2 separate regions of the Homo sapiens genome follow, and region 2 is linked to region 1. A link is a contact called in ENCODE Hi-C or POLR2A ChIA-PET data. All regions are on one chromosome and are shown on one strand. Each heading gives the region's core, a stretch centred on a gene start or an enhancer-like site at or near the end of the contact. The rest is flanking DNA. Distances are from core to core; before and after follow the strand shown.

The links. A loop is a pair of places that touch in the nucleus more often than their neighbours do. ChIA-PET counts read pairs that join two places held with the same protein, here RNA polymerase II (POLR2A). Pooled maps may share reads with other maps.
Region 2: a pooled map shows a loop between it and region 1 (4-fold over the local background). The contact joins the enhancer-like site here to the promoter of MTURN in region 1. A Hi-C loop is called at or near these places in 7 of 50 pooled maps. POLR2A ChIA-PET finds 5 or more read pairs at or near these places in 2 of 52 experiments (MCF 10A and naive thymus-derived CD4-positive, alpha-beta T cell).

Annotation. Positions count from the first base shown.
Region 1 is chr7:30,132,799-30,137,486 of GRCh38, forward strand. MTURN (maturin, neural progenitor differentiation regulator homolog) reads left to right here and starts at 2,188. Exons shown (of 3, transcript NM_152793.3): 1 at 2,188-2,500. The coding sequence starts at 2,339. It overlaps LOC105375216 (a long non-coding RNA gene), which reads right to left and starts at 1,916. Exons shown (of 3, transcript XR_927146.3): 1 at 1,806-1,916; 2 at 519-657. RefSeq lists silencers at 2,086-2,335, 2,106-2,483, 2,676-2,815, 3,136-3,315.
Region 2 is chr7:30,560,941-30,565,548 of GRCh38, forward strand. GARS1-DT (GARS1 divergent transcript) reads right to left here. Exons shown (of 7, transcript NR_038889.1): 4 at 2,791-3,058; 5 at 526-1,188. Among named protein-coding and RNA genes, the nearest start is that of GARS1-DT, 15 kb to the right of the region's middle. RefSeq lists an enhancer at 3,639-3,688. Within about 2 kb of position 2,536, at least 7 of the 41 ENCODE cell types and tissues checked have a DNase peak (open chromatin) inside an H3K27ac peak, as active enhancers do.

The sequences.
Region 1 (4,688 bases), core at 938-3,437:
GAATCAATGCAGACATGGAGTTCTGAAGCTTTTGCTGTTGCTCTCAGTGCATTTCTAAGGAAACCCAACGGTATCCATTTCATTGACCAATTGCTTTGTACCCAAAATTTTATTTTTCATAAGAGTTTTTCATTTTCTGACAAAAACTATTTGTTAAATAAACATAACTTCATAATTCTGATCACATCACTTGGAGCAAATTTGACTGATACATTTTAAAACACATGGATTAAAAAAAAAACTCCTTCTTTCCCGAAAAAGGAAAAAAGGAATGTATTTTTCATATTTTCATCTCCAATTTAAGGAATTCATTTTTGGAACACATATTATGCTTTAAATGGTGGTGCCAGGTAAAACTGCAAGGAAGCTTGTGCTATCTGGAGACACCCATACTTTTTTTTTTTAAGGACCATTTTGTAACTTTACAACAGCATATTGCATTTTTATATTCATGTGCCTGTCTCCTTCATTGTCCTGTGTATTAGTTTTCTACTGCTGCATGAAGAATTTAAACAGACCTAACAGCTTAAAACAACACCCATTTAATAGCCCACAGTTCTGAAAGTCGGAAGTCCCAGCACAGCCATGGCATCACTGGGTTCTCGCTCAGGTTCTGCGAAGGCTGCAATCATGGTAATAGTCAGGCTCAGTTCTTGTCTGGAAAAGACAACAAGTTTGAGAAAAAAATCTGCTTTTCAAGCTCATTCGGGTTGTTGGCAGAATTCAGTTCCTTGCAACATTGGCCTAGGCAAATAATTTATGACTAAAACCCCAAAGGAAGTGCAACAAAAACAAGAATAGACAAATGGGCCTTAATTAAACTAAAAAGCTTCTGCACAGTAAAAGAAACAATCAACAGAGTAAATAGACAACCTACAGAATGAGAGAAAATATTTGCAAACTACGCATCTGACAAAGGACTAATATCCAGAATCTACAAGGAACTCAAACAACTCAACAAGAAAAAAAAAAAACCCATTAAAAAGTGGGCAAAGGACATGAACAGATATTTCTCAAAAAAGACATACAAGTGGCCAACGAACATATGAAAAAATGCTCAACATCCACTAATTATCAGAGAAATGCACATTAAAACCACAATGAGATACAATCTCACACCAGTCAAAATGGCTATGATTAAAAAGTCAAAAAACAGCAGATGTTGGTGAGGGTGCAGAGAAAAGGAAACATATATACGTGTTGGTGGGAATGTAAATTCGTGCACAGTGCCTGGTTCAGAAGACACACTTTACAGAAAAAAGCTGGCTGAATGTTTATAACGTGTCTGTGTTTGTAGTGTTCAAGTCCTGAGGGCGAGGACCCTAGTGCATTTTCTGCAATCCAGTAATGCCTGTCCAGTATATGGCAGCCAGTGAGCACTCAACAGGTGCAATCGTTGGGCCACACACTCTTGTTTTAAAATGTGCTTTATCCTCTTGACCTTTTTAGGTTATGCAATGTGAATTCAAGCTGAATAATACTGAAGCCAGTCTTATGAGGCTCATTTCTAAGAAATATTCAGCTTTACGTAACGCAAATAAAAAATCACACACGCCCTTTGCAAGTGAACATTCATATTAGTGTCTGATAAATGCATTAAGAAGACACATTCCCTTAAATCAATCGGAGAACAGAACTTTGGTTTCTGCAAAAAGAAAAGCTCCCTTTTCCTTAGATTTTCTCAGCTCCTCCACTGCTAGCCCCAGACAAGGTCCAAGTTATCTGCAGTTCTATGGCCTCCCTTGCATTTAAATCGCATTTGGGCAAACGCTTCCTGGGCTTTCTAACTCCACAGAAACGCTAACCAGGTATTGGGCGCTCGCACCGCTTCCAGGTAACCCGCGGAGCTGCGGATTCCAGGCTCGCGCTGTGACGTCACCGGGCTCGCAAGCCGCGGCGCGGTCTCAGGCTCCGGTGATTGGCTGGGGCCCATGACGTCACGGCCCGGGGCGGCACCGCGATGGCCAGGGCCCCGGGATGCTCCGGGTTTGTTTAAAAATAAAGGGGGGGCGGGAGCGCCCAGGAAAATCCGGGCGCCCGCGGGGGTGCCGGCCGCTCCTCCCGCCGCCCCGCGTCCCGGCCCGGCCGCGCCAACCCCCACGGCGGCCCGCAAGGGGGCGGGGGGAGGCGGGGCGGAGGAGGAGCCGCGGGCGCGGCGCCGCGCTGTCCCCGGCCGCCGCCCGCCCCACTCCGCACCGCATGTAAACAGTCCCAGCCGGCCCAGCCCGGCCCCGGAGGAGCCCGCGCAGGCCGAGCCGAGCGCCGCGCTGCCCGCCCGGGAGGAGGGCGCCTAGGAGCGGGAGGGCGGGCGGCGGCGGGAGGCGGGCGCGGGGCCGCGATGGATTTCCAGCAGCTGGCCGACGTTGCGGAGAAATGGTGCTCCAACACGCCCTTCGAGCTCATCGCCACCGAGGAGACCGAACGCAGGATGGATTTCTACGCCGACCCCGGCGTCTCCTTCTATGTGCTGTGTCCGGACAACGGCTGCGGCGACAATTTTGTGAGTGCCTGGAGGAGGGACCGCCGGAGCCGGCGGGAGTGTGGACGCGGCGGTGCGTCCCTGCGCCCGAGCTCCCGCGCGGTGGGCGGCGGTGGGCGCAGAGTGGGGGGCCGTAACCCGCGCCCCGCGCCCCGCGTGCTCCGCCGGGGAAGCCCCGGGCCGGGCGGTGCGGGCTCCGCTGCCCGGGTGGGGCCCGGTGGGCGGCGGGCAAGGCGCCCGGAGGATCCGGGGAGCCGGGTCGGGGCGGGAGGTGTGGCGTCCCCCTAAAGGCCACTCCTCTCCCCGCTGCTGCGGGCGCCGTTTCGGGAACCCGACCTCGCGGCCCGTGCGCGGTGCCTGGCATGGAGCATCCCTGGGGTGTGGGTGTCACCCGCGTCGGACCAGCCGGGTCTGGGGCGCACGGACCCTCCGGCAGGAGCCCAGGTCCGGAGCTTCCCACATCCAGGCGTCCCGTCCGGGATAGGAATCCCGCTCCCCTCCGGTGCCCAGCCTCGGCTCCTCGCATTGCCCCTCCCGGGAGAACCCCACTCCCCGCCCTCGCGGGTTAGTCCTTGCACTGCCTGTTTGGACACAAAGCTCTGTCCATACTAGCGATGCCCGATCTCCTGGACCTTCTTTGCGGAATTACACCCCGGATCTTAATACGCACGCGCGCCTGCGCATACACCCCAACACACACACACACATGCTCACACCCTCACCCTCACACGCGCACACTCACGCGCACACGCGGCACGCCTCTCCCCCTGCCCCCGCGCTGCCCTCGCTGCCTCTCTGAGCTGCCCGAGAGGTGTGTGTGGCCCGGGCGGGTTCTCTCCAGCCGAGGCGGTGCCCTGGCCCTGCTGAAGCCCGTTGGCTTTTCCAGATGACGGGGAATCCCCTCAGCCCCGGCTCAGAGGGACCGGGAACTGGGACTGCGGTGTCCAAACCTTCCACTTTGAATCCTGCACCCACCTGGGATCCCGACTCTGGCAGTTGAGGAAGGGGATGCGGAGGGCAGGGGAGTCGGGGTGGGAGGGGTGGAGTAGGGCGAGCACGGTGCTCATGAAGTGTTTCCAAGGTCGGGGAATAAATAATGATCCCCAAATGTAAGATGGAGGCGGCCGTGGGCGCGGGTGACCGTGTGGTCGCGGGCCTTGTGGGCGGAGGTGGGGTGGTGCGGGGCGCGGCCTGGTGCACGCTCCTCAGGTGGGGGAGACAAAGCTGGGCCGTGGTCCTGCCGCCGAGCGCCCTGACCACCTACGGGAAGTTCGCGAAGGAGTTAGGGAGACTGCAAGACCGCCTTTCTTGGTCCTGGAGAGGTGAAGGCTTATGTATGCCTGGCCGATAAAGCATTCCCTCCGCCCACACGCACCCCCTGAGGAGGGCAGGGATCCACCTGGGCATTCCACAAGTGGCACTCCAGAAGAGGGATGGCCTTGTGTGACAGCCAGATTTGAGTTCTGGCTCTGTGACTGTGCTCAAATACCCACCCTGAGCTCAGTTTCCACATCCAAAAAAATAGGTATAATAATGCCAGCACCCAGGCGTTCATATAGGTAACGCACCGAATAGTCCCTAACACACAGCAAGAGCCCCACAAATTTGGGGTTAGAGACCTGGGGTTTCCCAGAATTTAGAGCTTGTCTCATTTTTTAAAGAGCCTTGGTTTTCCCACCTGTAAAATGGGGCTAATCAGAATACCTCCAGAAGAGCCAACTGAACAATAATATTAATGCCTGTAAGCCCATCTTAACTGTAGGTAAAGTAAGTAAATAAGTGTTCTTTTTGGAAGGAGTGGGAGATCATTAAAAAGGGATTCACTCCATTGCAAAAGTGTGAGAAAGCCCCCAGGATACAGTGGAAAGGGCACCAGAATCCAGCTGACTGTAAAATGTTAGGGTTTGGCTAGGGTCCCTTCCAGCTCTGGGCTTCCTTCATCTGCCAGCGCCCTTTCTCCCTCCTGACCGTGTGAAACAGGGCAAGAATGGCTCATGGTTCTGGATTTCACTGGGGAGAAGCCCACACAGCCTTCCTGCTGGGACCGCCCAGGCCATACCCAAAGAAATGACTCCAAAGACAGTAAGTGGGCCAGGAAGACAAAAGGCTGTTCTCTTGCCATGAATATGTGTATCCAACCATCGTTCAGAAGTAAGAAGTATTATATTATTTGTATCAGGCCTTTCTCTTGAGGCCACCCAGATTTTAA
Region 2 (4,608 bases), core at 1,286-3,785, 430 kb after region 1:
CCCAGCACTGTGTGTGGGAGGCCGAGACAGGCTGATCACCTGAGGTCAGGAGTTCAAGACCAGCCTGGCCAATATGATGAAACCACGTCTCTACCAAAAATACAAAAATTAGCTGGGCGTGGTAGCACGTGCCTGTAATCCCAGCTTCTAGGGAGGCCGAGGCAGGAGAACTGCTTGAACCTGGGAGGGGGAGGTTGCAGTGAGCCAAGATCACGCCACTGCACTCTAGCCTAGGCAACAGAGCAAGACTCCATCTCAAATAAACAAACAAACAACTGTAGGCTATAGTAAAGATGCCAACAGTGGAAAATGCCAGTGAACATTATCAGATTGTATTAGAATAACAACATTGGGATCTTCTAGCAAGATTAACTACTACATGGAATTATGTGTCAAAGTTGCCAATTTAAGGACTTATTTTGCCTTCAAAACTTGTTATTTCTGGAACATCACTCATAGGATTTGTATAAAGTATAATGTGCATACAGACTTATTAGTATTTATTTGATTTGCCAGAAAACTCACTGTTAGAAGCAGTCATGCCAGGAACACACTCATAACGTGCAGCAGCTACAGGCCAGGCTGGCTGATGAGAGGCTGAAAGCGTCTCCTCTGTGCCCTTCCGGGAGTGGTTCCCAGAAATGTCGGTCTTAGCCTCTGACCCAGTGTCAGCGTGCTGTTCTCTTGCTCCTCCCCGATGTCAGTGGATTCATTTTTATCAAAAATGTCTTGATGTTTATTGTTAAGCTTGAATTCCCACACAATTTTAGCACTTCCCCCATTTTCTTGGTGTCTCAAGTGATTTTTCTTGGGACTCAGAGTTCAGAGAAACATGCATTTCCAGAAAAAAGCTGGGAAGGGACTCTTGCATGGGAACACTGTCTAAAAGCACTTTCACCTTGGTTTCTGGAAACAGGCACATTGCAAGCTACAGTTTAGGACCTGATGCCACTTTGAAGGTGTGTCAGCTGGACACAGAAAACGAGGTTACGGAAACAATGGTCCCAGCACAGCTCACTCTCCACCACGCTGCGCTCTCTCTCCTTAGTCTTGTGGGGCTGGAGGCACAGTGGCTTAGAAGTGGGGTGACCTGGTTGTGATCAAAAGGCTCCTCCCTCTGTTCACCATCCATGGAAAATGTGCCTCATCTTGCACCACACACCAGTGGAAAAGGGAATTTTAGGAAAACTAGGACAAACAAAAGTTGAATAGTTAGAGCAGAGCCTCTAGTATGGGAAGAACAGTGCTTAAAAATTACAGAAATTGCAAAGTATAAAATAAATAGAACACACTATATGAAATGTAAAACTCTCATGCATCGTTTTCTAAAGAACAGTATCAAAAAGCAAACAATATGACTTCCTTGTTAGAAAACAATTTGGAAAAATGGGTCTTTTTTGCATTTTTGATACAATTTGCTTCAGTAATGCCACTGATCGCAATTTATTCTAAGGACGTGATTCTAAATGCACAAAAGGAGATTTATACATATGGATGTTGATTCAACTCTTCCCTCTCTCCACCCAGAGCAACCAGGCATGAGCTCATCCTCAAAGCTGGGCACACGGGGCCACTGTCCCAGGATGCTGGGTGCTTGGCCCTGTAAAGGATGAGGAAAGGAACAGCTTTTCATTGCAGACAGTGGGGTCCGATAAGGCTGTTCTGGCCACTAGATGGTGGTTGTGTTTATCGAAGACTACTGGATGCCTGCCAAATATCTGTGTTAGTCCATTTTCACACTGCTATAAAGAAATACCCAAGACTGGGTCACTTATAAAAGAAAGAGGTTTCATTGACTCACAGTTCCGCATGGCTGGGGAGGCCTCCGGAAACTTACAATTATAAGGTCATGCTTTGGCAGGAGAAAGAGAAGCAAGTACCTTCTTCACAAGGAAGCAGGAAAGAGAGAGGGTGCACAAAGGGGAAAGAGCCCCTTATAAAACCATCAGATCTCGTGAGAAACCCCTCACTATTATGAGAACAGCATGGGGCAAACCACCCCCATGATCCAATCACCTCCCACCAAGCCCCTCCCTTGACATGTGGGGATTACAATTGAGATATTGAGCTTGGAACGCAGGAGGCGATGCTTCTGCCCTCTTGACTCTGGTTAGAATGTGCATCAGGTGAATCCTGTTTAGTCCTGGTTGCTGAACCACAGAGGGAGTTGAACATACTGGAGCTTATCCAGGCAATATGACCGTCAGGAAACTGCATCACTGAGGAAGTTCTGAGGGAGTTGGAACTAGACAGTTTAAAGCGACGGCCGGACAAGCTAGTGTCTCCTAGGAGCCAATGGCTAAGGGCAGAGGGAGCAGAGGGGTTCTGTATGGCCCTGGAGTGCAGAGCAAGTATCGGTGAACCGAAGTTACAGGGAGGCAGATGTTTGTCTAAGACAAAGAATCTTCTCGGGGTCAGAGCTGTCCGTGTGGACCGGAAGCCTGGGGAGGGAGTGAACAGCACAACCTGAGAGAAGTTTGAGAGGAGGCTGAGGAGTTCCTCTGCTCCCCCAGGAAGTGTGGAGCAGAAACCACATCTCAGATGCCCGCAGGAGCCAGGTGAGTCATCAGGAGGAGTGGTACAGCTACAGGCACACACATTAGAAATTAAAACCAACAGCAGCATCAATAAATACTGTGCAGTCCAAGCAAAACCTGCTGTGGAGGTGGGATTCAGTGACGCCCAAACTCTGCCGTGGAAAGTGGACGGGGGAGTGTATTGGTTTCTTGGGGCTGCCGTAAGAAACAACCACAACTGGGGGGCCTAAACCACAGAAACTCACCGACTCACCGTTCTGGAGGCTGGAAGACCAAGATCAAAGTGTTGGCCGAGCCATGCTCCTGCTGAAGCCGCTGGGGGAGGCTCCGTGTAGTTTCTGGGAGCCCCAGGCATTTGTGGCGTGTGGCAGCATCTCTCCGATCTCTGCCTCCATCTTCACACGGCGGTCTCTGCTCTGTGTGTGTCCAGATTTCCCTCTTCTTAATAAGGACGCTTGTCCCACTGGGTTCAGAGTCCACCCTACTCCAGCATGAGCTCATCTTCATTTAATTAAATGCATCTGCAATGACCTTTCCTGAATTAGGTCATACCCTGGGGTGACTTTCTCTTTTTGGGGGACACAATTCAGTTCCTAACAGGGAGTCTGAAGTCCACCCTGCTGGACACTTGTCAGCCTGGAACAACACCTCGCTTTGGAGGGGCTTTTGGCTTATGCGTGGGTTTTTGCCTGTCTCATATTCCTTGCTTGAGTAAGCTTCCTCCTTCCCACCAAACTGCGAGGTCCCAGCACCATTTAGTGGCTGAACCACCTTCTCTCTGCAGAAGAGGAATAGGGCATCTGGGATGCCGTAAGTAAGAGCTGAGAGGGGCTTGGAGGACCTCTCTGAGGTCCCTCTCCGGGGGCGGGACCTCTTCTGCTTGGAACCCTCTGGCTCAGAGGCAGGCACTGAAGGCTTCTGGAGGCAGAACCTGTGCATAGCTCCCACACAGCCCTGGCCTTGCTCAGCTGTTGATTTGTGGGTAGCTGCTGCCCTCTGCTGGACAGAGTGAAACGTGCTCTCCTTCCATTTCCTAGGACTCTTGTCTCCCTATCACAAGTTCCATTTCCTTCCTAGGACTCTTGTCTCCCTATCACCAGTTCCATTTCCTTCCTAGGACTCCTGTCTCCCTATCACAAGTTCACAAACTCACAGAGCAGAAAAGGGCCAGAAGGTCGGCAGGCCCAGCCCCATTATTCAGAGGCGGATACTGAGGCCAGAGAGGGGAAAGGCCTTGTTTAAGGTCACACAGATAGTTAGAGTAGGAGCTGGGACTAGAAATGGGTGGCCCTCCCTCAGCAGGGTCTGGAGGTGTGGGGTCCTGGAGGAGAAAGAGAAGGCACCTTACTCCTAGTAGAGACACCAGAAGGCTGGTGGGCAGTGTAACCAGGACCACCAGGTCAGCCCACCCACGTAGGAAAATCCCCTATCAGGCTGTGTGAGTGATCCCAGCTTTGCCTAACTCCACAATCCTAAAAAGTCACCTATAAACAGAATCTTTGTCAGTCAGATTATTTTCCCCTCTACCACCTTCTGTGTCCCAGATGCAGTTTTTGTGGCTGTTACCAATTTCATCATACAAGGCCCAGGGAGAGTATAGTAGGGCAAGCGCATTGCTCTAACAAATAGACCCCAAATGTATAATAACTCAAAGAAAAGGGAAGTTTACTTTTTGCTCGTTAATAGTTCAGTGAGCCTAGCAGAAAAGGGAGGGGAATGGCCGGGCGCCGTAGCTAAAGCCTGTAATCCCAGCACTTTGGGAGGCCGAGGCAGGTGGATCATGAAGTCAGGAAATCGAGACCATCCTGGCTAACACGGTGAAACCTCGTCTCTACTAAAAATACAAAAAATTAGCTGGACATGGTGGCAGGCCCCTATAGTCCGGGCTACTCGGGAGGCTGAGGCAGGAGAATGGCGTGAACCCGGGAGGCGGGGCTTGCAGTGAGCCGAGATCGCGCCACTGCACTCCAGCCCCGGTGAAAAAAACAAGATTGTCTCCAGTGGCCCTTCCTCACTTGGGTACCACTGAGTCTCTGATAAATGACTTAGTTATCAGATTTGGTTTCTAAAT